2 separate regions of the Homo sapiens genome follow, and region 2 is linked to region 1. Evidence: chromatin contacts called from ENCODE Hi-C data. All regions are on one chromosome and are shown on one strand. The core of a region is the stretch at or near the end of the contact, and the rest is flanking DNA. Distances in the headings are between cores, read along the strand shown.

Evidence for each region. Hi-C counts contacts between places; a loop is a spot of excess contacts on that map. Pooled maps may share reads with other maps.
Region 2: a pooled map shows a loop between it and region 1 (4-fold over the local background). The contact joins two enhancer-like sites. A Hi-C loop is called at or near these places in 1 of 168 maps with a recorded cell type or tissue (breast epithelium), 1 of 37 single-sample maps with no recorded cell type and 2 of 50 pooled maps.

Annotation. Positions count from the first base shown.
Region 1 is chr9:89,811,923-89,816,445 of GRCh38, reverse strand. No RefSeq gene overlaps it. Among named protein-coding and RNA genes, the nearest start is that of LINC03062, 170 kb to the right of the region's middle. RefSeq lists enhancers at 235-334, 385-494. Within about 2 kb of position 1,876, at least 3 of the 41 ENCODE cell types and tissues checked have a DNase peak (open chromatin) inside an H3K27ac peak, as active enhancers do.
Region 2 is chr9:89,463,446-89,467,588 of GRCh38, reverse strand. All of the region lies in intron 1 of SEMA4D (semaphorin 4D), which reads left to right. Among named protein-coding and RNA genes, the nearest start is that of SEMA4D, 33 kb to the left of the region's middle. RefSeq lists enhancers at 1-182, 552-1,247, 1,248-1,944, 3,133-3,192 and a silencer at 3,703-3,772. Within about 2 kb of position 2,893, at least 8 of the 41 ENCODE cell types and tissues checked have a DNase peak (open chromatin) inside an H3K27ac peak, as active enhancers do.

The DNA of each region.
Region 1 (4,523 bases), core at 627-3,126:
CAGACTTTAGGAAAGAACAGCTTCCACATCCTGTCTCCTAGATGTGCTCTTGGAGCCCAGTTTCATGCTGAGGGGAAGCCACAGCTCCCACCAATCCCACCACAGAGAGCAGCAGCTTGCTCGCACCATCCTGGAAGTGGATCTGCCCATCCCGTCTAGTGGACACAGCAGGCAAGGGGCTAGCAGGGAGAGCTGTTCAGGCTGAGTCCTGCCCAAGCTGCAGATTCCTGGGCAAAATAACTGATTAATATTGTTTTAAGCCACTAAAGTTTGGGGTGGTTTGTCACATGGCCATAGATCATCAGAGCAGATGTCACTGGCAACAGAACAGAGAAGTGAGAGGAAAGAAAGGCCGGGGAATTTCCAGCTGTGTCGCTCAGCTCGGCTGCCAGACTCATCACCAGGGACTGGGTGGCTTCGACGGCAGGCAGTCACTTCTCACAGTGCAGGAGGCCGGGGGGCCAGGGTGGGTACCAGCAGATCTGGTGTGTGGTGGGGAGTGGCTTCCTAGCTTGGAGACGGCCATCTCCTCCCAATGCCCCTCTGTACCTGTCTATGACCAAATCTCCCCTTCTTACAGGCAGTCCAGCCAGATTGGCTTACAGCCCACTCTAACAGTCTTGTTTTAACTCAGTTACCTCTGCTAAGACCCTATGTCCAAATAGGGTCACATCCTGAGGTGCTGGAGGTTAGGACTTCAGCAGATCCTTTCTGAGAGGGCACTGTTCGGCCTGTACCACTGGGATGGATGAGGAGTGAGAGCAGCTTTTAGCACTCTCATATGAACGCATAAATAGAGCGCCTCCTAATGTGGCAGGTGCCCCTCTAGGGAGGAGATTTACGAGCTCAGCTTGGCTTGTTTTCTAGAGCCACCTCTCTGAGGGCAGAACCTGCAGCTCACACAGGCCTGGGATCTCCATGGACACGAAGGTGCCCAAGACTGTGACCTCCCTGAGAAGAAACAGGCCCTGCCACTTACCCTGTTGGCATTCTGACATCACAAGACAGCTGACCATTTTATTGAGCACTTAATACACAGTACCTGCTGCAGTGGCTTTACATAGATGCCTGTGTAATCCTTGCAGCAACACTGGACAGAGGGATGAGATTTGATGCCCGTTCTGCCAGCAGGGAGACAGGCACAGTAGGATCCTCTGGCTAATGAGGGACAGGGCCAGGCTGCAAGCCCAGAGGCAGTACAGCTTAGAGACCCTGCCCTTAGCAGCCACACGGTGCTGCCCATGGGGCCTGAGAATGTGCATTTCTAACAATGCTGATATTCCTGATCCAGGGACCCCAGTTAGAACCAGTTGTAACCCCCCATTAAAGTCTCCTTTCTCCATTCTCTCACGTTCAGGACGTTGTTCTTAAATGTCACAACAAGGAAAGCAGGGAAAGCGGACTTTAGGTAAGTCAGCCTCTCTCCAACGCAGTGCTCCCAGGCCATGTCTCCTGGTGGCCGGATGGATGGCTTCCGTGGACACAGGAGCACTCATAGTGAATAATGGCCCCGGCAGAGCAGCGGCTTCCTGAGACTGATGATCTCATCAGCCCAGACATGAAGGGCTGCCCCAGCTTTCCAGGAACTGCTCTTTTCTGCTCACATAAAAATAGCCATTTCTCATAAACTATTTAGTGGGGCTCGGATCACATCAGGAACCATTAGTGAAATGGGAGCTTTGTTGTTGGTTAGAGGAAGTAGATGGAAGGGAAGAATCAAAGCCAAAGTCACATTTCCCTCATTATATTTCAGGGAAAGGAGACATATTAGCTCTTGATCAGCCAGTGTGAACTAAGAGCCCAGCTGGGAGCAGAGAGGATGAGCTGAGTGCAGGGCTGTCTTCTGCCCCTAGCTGGCTGGCACCAGGCTGCAGGCGGGGACTGGAGTGCACAGTACTCCATTCCCCATCACCCCATCAGGCTGAGACCAGCCTGTTCTCTGCCTTCCCTCTGAAATTCTACATTGCAAGCAGGTGATTCTCTGCTCAGTTTAGTCTGGCTGTGGTATCGCCAGAACACCAGTGAGTTTCCCATTTCTACATCCTGTCCTACACGGTGTTCTAAAAGCACTCTGAAAAAAAAAAAAAAAAAAAAAAAAAAAAAGCCTGATCCTCAGCATCGGATTTGCAAGGGGAGCTCCCTAGAAGCTCTAGGACTTACAGCATTGTGTGCTTGCAAATTTGGAAGGTTTTTTAGAAATTAAATGTGGACACATAAATTGCATCAACAGGCTGTGTGTGTGTGCATGCACACACCTCTTACGTGGCTTCTTTTGAAAGGGTTTTCAAGCATTCTTTCCAAATGTTAATGCTGCTATGTCCACTACGCCCAGGCCCCAGCATTCAGGTTTAAAAAATGGATTTCCACTGTTTTATTTGCTTATTTAGACAGGCTTTTTTGTTTCACACTCACACTATGCATGAGCGCCTCTTAAATATAAAAATTTAGTCCACCTCAATCTTTCCCTTTTTTTTTTTCAGGCCCCCAGGAAACAATGTTGCTGAGATCATCCAGGACTCAAATCAGGTAAGGGGTAAAAGGACTCTCAACTCTCCATCTAAAATACATCTAAACTTCATTAGGTGATAATATTTGAGGCTTCTTCCAAGAACTTCAAGCTAATCTTAGGTGTCATCAGAGAATGTGGACATCTTTGCTGAGATGTGAAATGTATGCAAGCCCTTAAACCCACAGTGGTTCCTGCCACATGGTACCACGCTGTTCACTAAGTCTGCGGCAGCCTCCCCTGTAAAGCTGGTGCCTGCTATCAGGTGCTGTGGCAGTTCAAGGAGAGGACCAGCCCTTGTGCACCATCACATCCTGATGCATTAACGCAGGTGGTAGTTCTGCCTTTTGATCTCAAGTCCAAGCAGGAAGGAGGCGTGAGGGCCATGCCTCTCAATGGCGGAGAATACTGAGTGTATTCTTTAGGGTCCACCAGAGAAACAGAACCAGTGGGTGTGTAAACACAGGGAAAGAAGAGCTGGGTCACATGAGTAGGAAGGCTGACACTTCCCCAGATCTGCTGTTTTCAAGGTGGAAATCCCTTCAAACTTCCAGACTGAAGTCTGGCAAGCTTGAGACTCAAGAAATTGATGTTCAGTTTGAGTCCGAAGACAGGGGAAGATCCACGTCTCAGATCATGCAGTCAGGTGGATATTCCCTCTTACTCAGCCATTTTGCTCTCTTTAGGATCTCTGTGAGCTGGATGAGGTCTCGTCCTTGGGGAGGCCCCCTGCTTTACTAAGTCCACCAATTCAAATGCCAGTGTCATCCAGAAACACCCTACGCACATGCCCAGAATAATGTTTGGCTAAATATCTGGGTACCCTGTGGCCCAGCCAAGTTGAAACACGAAATTAACCATCATACAAGGTATGTGAGAGGTCACGGGATGCCCCCAGATGCAATGCCCTGGGCAGGGCTGGGGGGTTCACTGGGCGTCTGAGTGGCAGCAGGATCTACAGGTGGTATACACTCTGCTAAGGGAGCAGCTTCACCTGTCAAAGCTCCTGGCCCCAGGCAGTTCCCAGGAGCTGCAGCCATACCGCCATGGTCACCTTACCCCGGCACAGCCACGTGCATTCAAACTTTCCAGACCATTCCCTCAAGACTGCCCTGGAGCTTGTGTGACCAGGTACTGCTCTGAGCTGTGTTTCCACCTGATGTAGCTGTGGTTCAAGGCAGTGTTGGCTCGTGGGGCTCAGCCACACCTTGGAGGTCAGAGGTCAGCTCCACCAGCCACCTGGCCACCTGCCATCCACATGCCAGGGTAGTTGTACCCCCGTAACCCACACGCTCAGCAGCCACTTCTCCAAATGTGCCAGTCTTAATGGAACACAAAACACTGATGGCCTGGATTGGGCTTGGGAGACTTCTCTGTGACTCTGCATAAATGTATTCCAGCCTCTTACAAGATTTGGAAGGCTTGAGGTTCAAAACATTTTCTCCCTAGTTCTTTCTCAGCACTAACTTTTCAGGGCCCTTCCCTACATTTCACCTGGACCCTGAGGAAGTCAGCACCCCAGGCCAAGTGAGGCTTCAACCTCCTGTCCAGTTGTGGAGCAGAATGTACCCCACAAAAGGGACATCCGTATCTGGAAGGTTCCGTGGCTTCCCCGGGCTTGAGAAGCTTCATCTCCAGTGGAGATGGTTGAGAGAGGTAGTGAGGGGCTTCTTTCAGGCTTTGTGTGCAGAGAAAGCCTCTCATCCACCAAGATGAACGTTCAGACGGGTTACACCATCTGCAGCAAGCCTGTTGCAAGAAAGCATCCGTCTGGCTCCTGCAGCGCACATAGCAGTCTGCATAGTGAGCCTGGGTGCAGGTGGGCATGGGGGCTGCGGTGCTGAGCCCAGCCTCCATTCCCCCCTACAGCTGGGCTCCTGGAGGTGGGGGCACCGTCCTCCCGCACAGCAGAGTCACAGGATGTGTGTTTGATTTCTACCCCCTGTTATCTGAAGGGTTTTATGTCTACTTTCTCTGTGGGTGTTTCTTCTCAGCATTAGAGACAAAAAGCAAAAGT
Region 2 (4,143 bases), core at 1,644-4,143, 350 kb after region 1:
CTGCACTCCAGCCTGGGCAACAGAGTGAGATTCTGTCTCAAAAAAAAAAAAAAAAAATCATGCGCTCCCAGGTGTGGTTCCCCCTCCCCCACTCCCCCGGATTAAACAAATAACACATTTCCTGTAAGAAGTTCAGGTAACTCAAAGGAGGAGAATGAAATCAACTCCTCCACCATGTATGTCCTTATGTAACTGATGGCCCTAGTCTCCTTTGGGGCTGAATTGTAGGAACCGGATGGCTGTGAACTCAAAGGATGCTGTGGTATAGGGACCTCGGAGGGAGCATCAGATGTGTGTGTTTTCACAAGGTCATCCAGGTTCTACGGTGTAAGGAGCCGGGAAGCTGGGGATGTGAGGACGTGAGGAGAAAGGGTGGGCACGTGCTCATACAAGTGCAAGGGCCGTGTACCCATGTCCTTGTGTGGCCACCAGGAAGGAGGCAGGCATGATACACGAGCTGGGACAGGAGTGCCCACATCTAGTCATGGAAACTTTTCAGCCTGAACAACAAGGGGGACAACCCCCGTTAACTTCACACATGGGGCTGTGAATGCTGCAGATGAATAATTCAGTTTCTTTCTGGGAGGTTGGTGACATTTTCGTTTCTGCTCTGGTTGCTTGTAAAAGAGTAACAGGGCCCTTTTTGGGCCTTGCATTCTGGAGCTGGTGGCTCAGAAACTTCTAGTTATAGAGTAACAAGACCACTGTGGGGAGGGAGCAGCATCCTTGAAGGAGGCTCCGATAATGACATCAGGCTCGTATTGGTCATCGTCATGTGCACTCCGAGGTGAATGCTTGTGACCTGGTAGCCGCCTCCCTGCTGCACACAAGGACAACTCACTGGAAACACAGTCCATGTAGGCTGCAGACCATGTTTCCATGTGCTGGGTTTGGGTAATAATTACTGTGTACTAATTGCAGTGGAAAAGTGGAGTTGGCTGTGCCTTGAGAGTGTGCACATGCAGGTGAGTGATGCTTCTGGAGCATGACCTTGTGCACACGGGGGCTGTGTGCTCCCTCGATGATGCACTGCGTATGGTCTAGACAGAAAGGTCACTCACAGAGGTCATGGGCAGCCCTCGGTACATATGGAGAGCAGTCAAGCATGTGTTCACCTGGCCTGTGAGTGTTAGCGTGTCCCAGGTGTTGTAGGTGTGGATGCCTGGGGAAAGCCGGAAGGGAAAGGCCCCAGGCAGCCCTCTGTCTAAGGTTGTGGATTCTTAGAGGTGTTCGAGGAGCCCAGAAAGAATTCCAGATTGGCAGAAAGAAAAGGCGTTTCTGAAAATGAGTCTGCATCACTACGTGGGAACTCAGAGCGGAGTGATCACCCTATTTTTTGTACAAGTCAGGGGAAATTATGTTTGTGTGTGTCATTGAGCATTTCGTGTGCCTGATCCCTTGGTGTGTGCCCCAGGAGCTGCGGCACTGTGCTACGGAAGCCCCTAGCCAGGCCAGGGCTGCAAACTGCCTGGCGTGCACCCTGTGTGGTCCTGCCCCTTCATGGTGCCTTGGACACCTCGGCTTCTCACTGTGTCACATGGTGGACCATCTCCTCAAGCCCCAGTGCTCCAGTGAGCCCACCTTCCCCCCTGCCTCCAAGAAATGCAGGAGTCACTCCTGACACCATCTCTAGACACACCTTATTCTGCAGCATCACCTTCCCATCGGCTAAAGCTGGTTTCCTCCTAAACCTGTGGACTCCATCTTCTCCTCATTCCACCTTGGACTTGGGCATAGGCAGCCTTTGAATGGAGCACTGGGGCCACCCAGGGCTCACCTGTCTTTGTACAGCTCTGTAAGTCATAGATATCCGAAGGCAATGCAAATAATCCTTGTCCCTAGACGTGCAAATGGGTTCAGCCTCCTGGAGAGACAATTGACTCCCCATGGAAAAGGCTGGTATTGTGTCCGTTGGAAATTCATGTCAATATTCTTTTACTCTGTATTATTTTTTTCTTGAGGTGAAATTCACATAACATAAAGTTAATCATATTAAAGTGAATAGTTCCATGGCAGTTAGTACATTTGCAATGTTGTGCAACCTCTAGCTCCAAGACATTTCCAGCACCCCAAAAGGAAGCCCCCTAATTATCAATCCATCATGGCCCAATCCATCCCCATTCCCCCAGCCAACTCCATGTCTTTTTGTGATTCTTTGACTTCCCCTCTGAAGGGATTGTGACACCTCCTTGGTTCTCTTGTGAGTGATGATTTAATAATGTTTTTAATGCATGGTCATTTTTTTTAAGTGACCCGTTAGCAGCCATCACCCCTGGGCTGAGTGGCCAGCAATCTCACCGGATGGATGGTGCTGGTTTCCTGGGGACTTAGGCCCCTCTTGTCTGTTCTCCGCGGGATGCACCGGACTAAGGGCTCTTTTTAAAGTGAGAATCTGGTCATGGAGGGCAAGGAGGAACATTCTGTGGGCGGATCTTCCCAGTCTTGTCTGTGGGTCTGAGCCAGCGTGAGAGGCTCTTGGGTGATATGTGGAAATGTGCCCCCTTCCTGGGCTGGTCCTCTTTGCCCCTGACAGGTTGGTCAGTGAGTATTGGTTAATTATTGTGTGCTCAGTGCTTTGTAAAGCATGCGAGATGTTTATAGCTATAGAGAGGACATGGTGTCAAAAACAGAGATGCATCCAAATAAAGCAAGCAAGCTAATATAATTTAGAGCCAGCATATGCTTGCATTAGAGATGTCACTGTGGGCTGAGCAGAGAGCAGGACCCTCGCCCTGGGGGTGCTCTCCGCACCCTCCCCCCACACCCCGTGGTAACTCAGGCTTATCCAGCCCTCTCCAGGAGGCGGGGGACCCCTGCAACCCTGCCCATTTCCTAATGGACCCAAAGAATGAGGATGTGGTTTTTGTCTAGCACTCACCTCTCTGATGGTTGACCTCTGTGACTGCCTGAGTTGCTGTCAGTTTCCCCTGGGGGTGCTTCACTCTGGGGAGACCAGTGGGTTTTGAACCCTGTCCTCAGTGTCCCTGTCCTCTTCTTTGTTCCCATGATCTTGCAGGGAGAGGACCTGTTGCTGCCCTTCCTAGCTGGGGTGTTGCACCCCACATCTGAGGGGTCTCTCCTTATTGATGAACTCCTGTCTTTTCCTGTCCAGATCCTGGGCATTGGGGAGGTGGCCAGAGGCAGCCTGGCTGCGCCCTGCTGCTGGACTTGTAATGTGTTGCCCCCCACCCCCAACTGTGGCTGCCTTGCCCCTGAGGTCCTCAGCCCCACCCCAGCTGTTTATAATCATCCGAAACCCAGGTCGGAAGGCAGGATTTCCAGCCATTCCTTTTTTCTCACAGGTAGCATCTTGGTGAAATAATTCAATTTACAATTAAGTATTTTTGTTTTACATCTTCAACATGATTAGAACAAAGTGTCCTTGGTCCCTGAGAGCGTAGTGCATCTGAGAGAAGAGAGGAAGAAACAGGCTCACAGTGCGGTTTTGTGGCAGTTTTCTTGGGGGTGGGGGAAGGTGAGTCACACTCTCCATTTTTGACTGGTGTTCTGATTCTGAAATTTAAGAAAAGCACATAGAACCCCAAAAGCACGTGTCTAAGGTGGAAAGTGGAGAAAGTGCCCCCATGACTGCAAGGGTTGAAGTTAAGCCTTTGGCTCTAGTTGGCACGATTTGGTTCTTTTTTTTTTTTTGTCTGAGACGGAGTCTTGCTCTGTCACCCAGGCTGGAGTGCAGTGGTGCAATCTCGGCTCACCGCAACCTCCACCTCCTGGGTTCAAGCAAGCCTCCTGCCTCAGCCTCCCAAGTAGCTGGGATTACAGGTGCCCGCCGCCACACCCTGCTAATTTTTATATTTTTAGTAGAGATGGGGTTTCACCATGTTGGCCAGGCTGATCTTGAACTCCTGACCTCGTGATATGCCCGCCTCAGCCTCCCAAAGTGCTGGGATTACAGGCGTGAGCCACCATGCCCGGCCCACCATTTGGTTCTTTAAACACAACATAGAGACCTTGTGTTGTGAATACACTTTGGAGACTGGTTGACGCTAATTAGTTTTGTACCTCCCCACCTCTGCTGCGAAAATGAAAAAGCAGCAGCGAAAAAGGGCTGGTCATGACCTGGATGAGAAAGAGCAAGTCTGGGACTTGATCATGAAAAGCCCCCAAGTAGCCCTGCTGAACAGA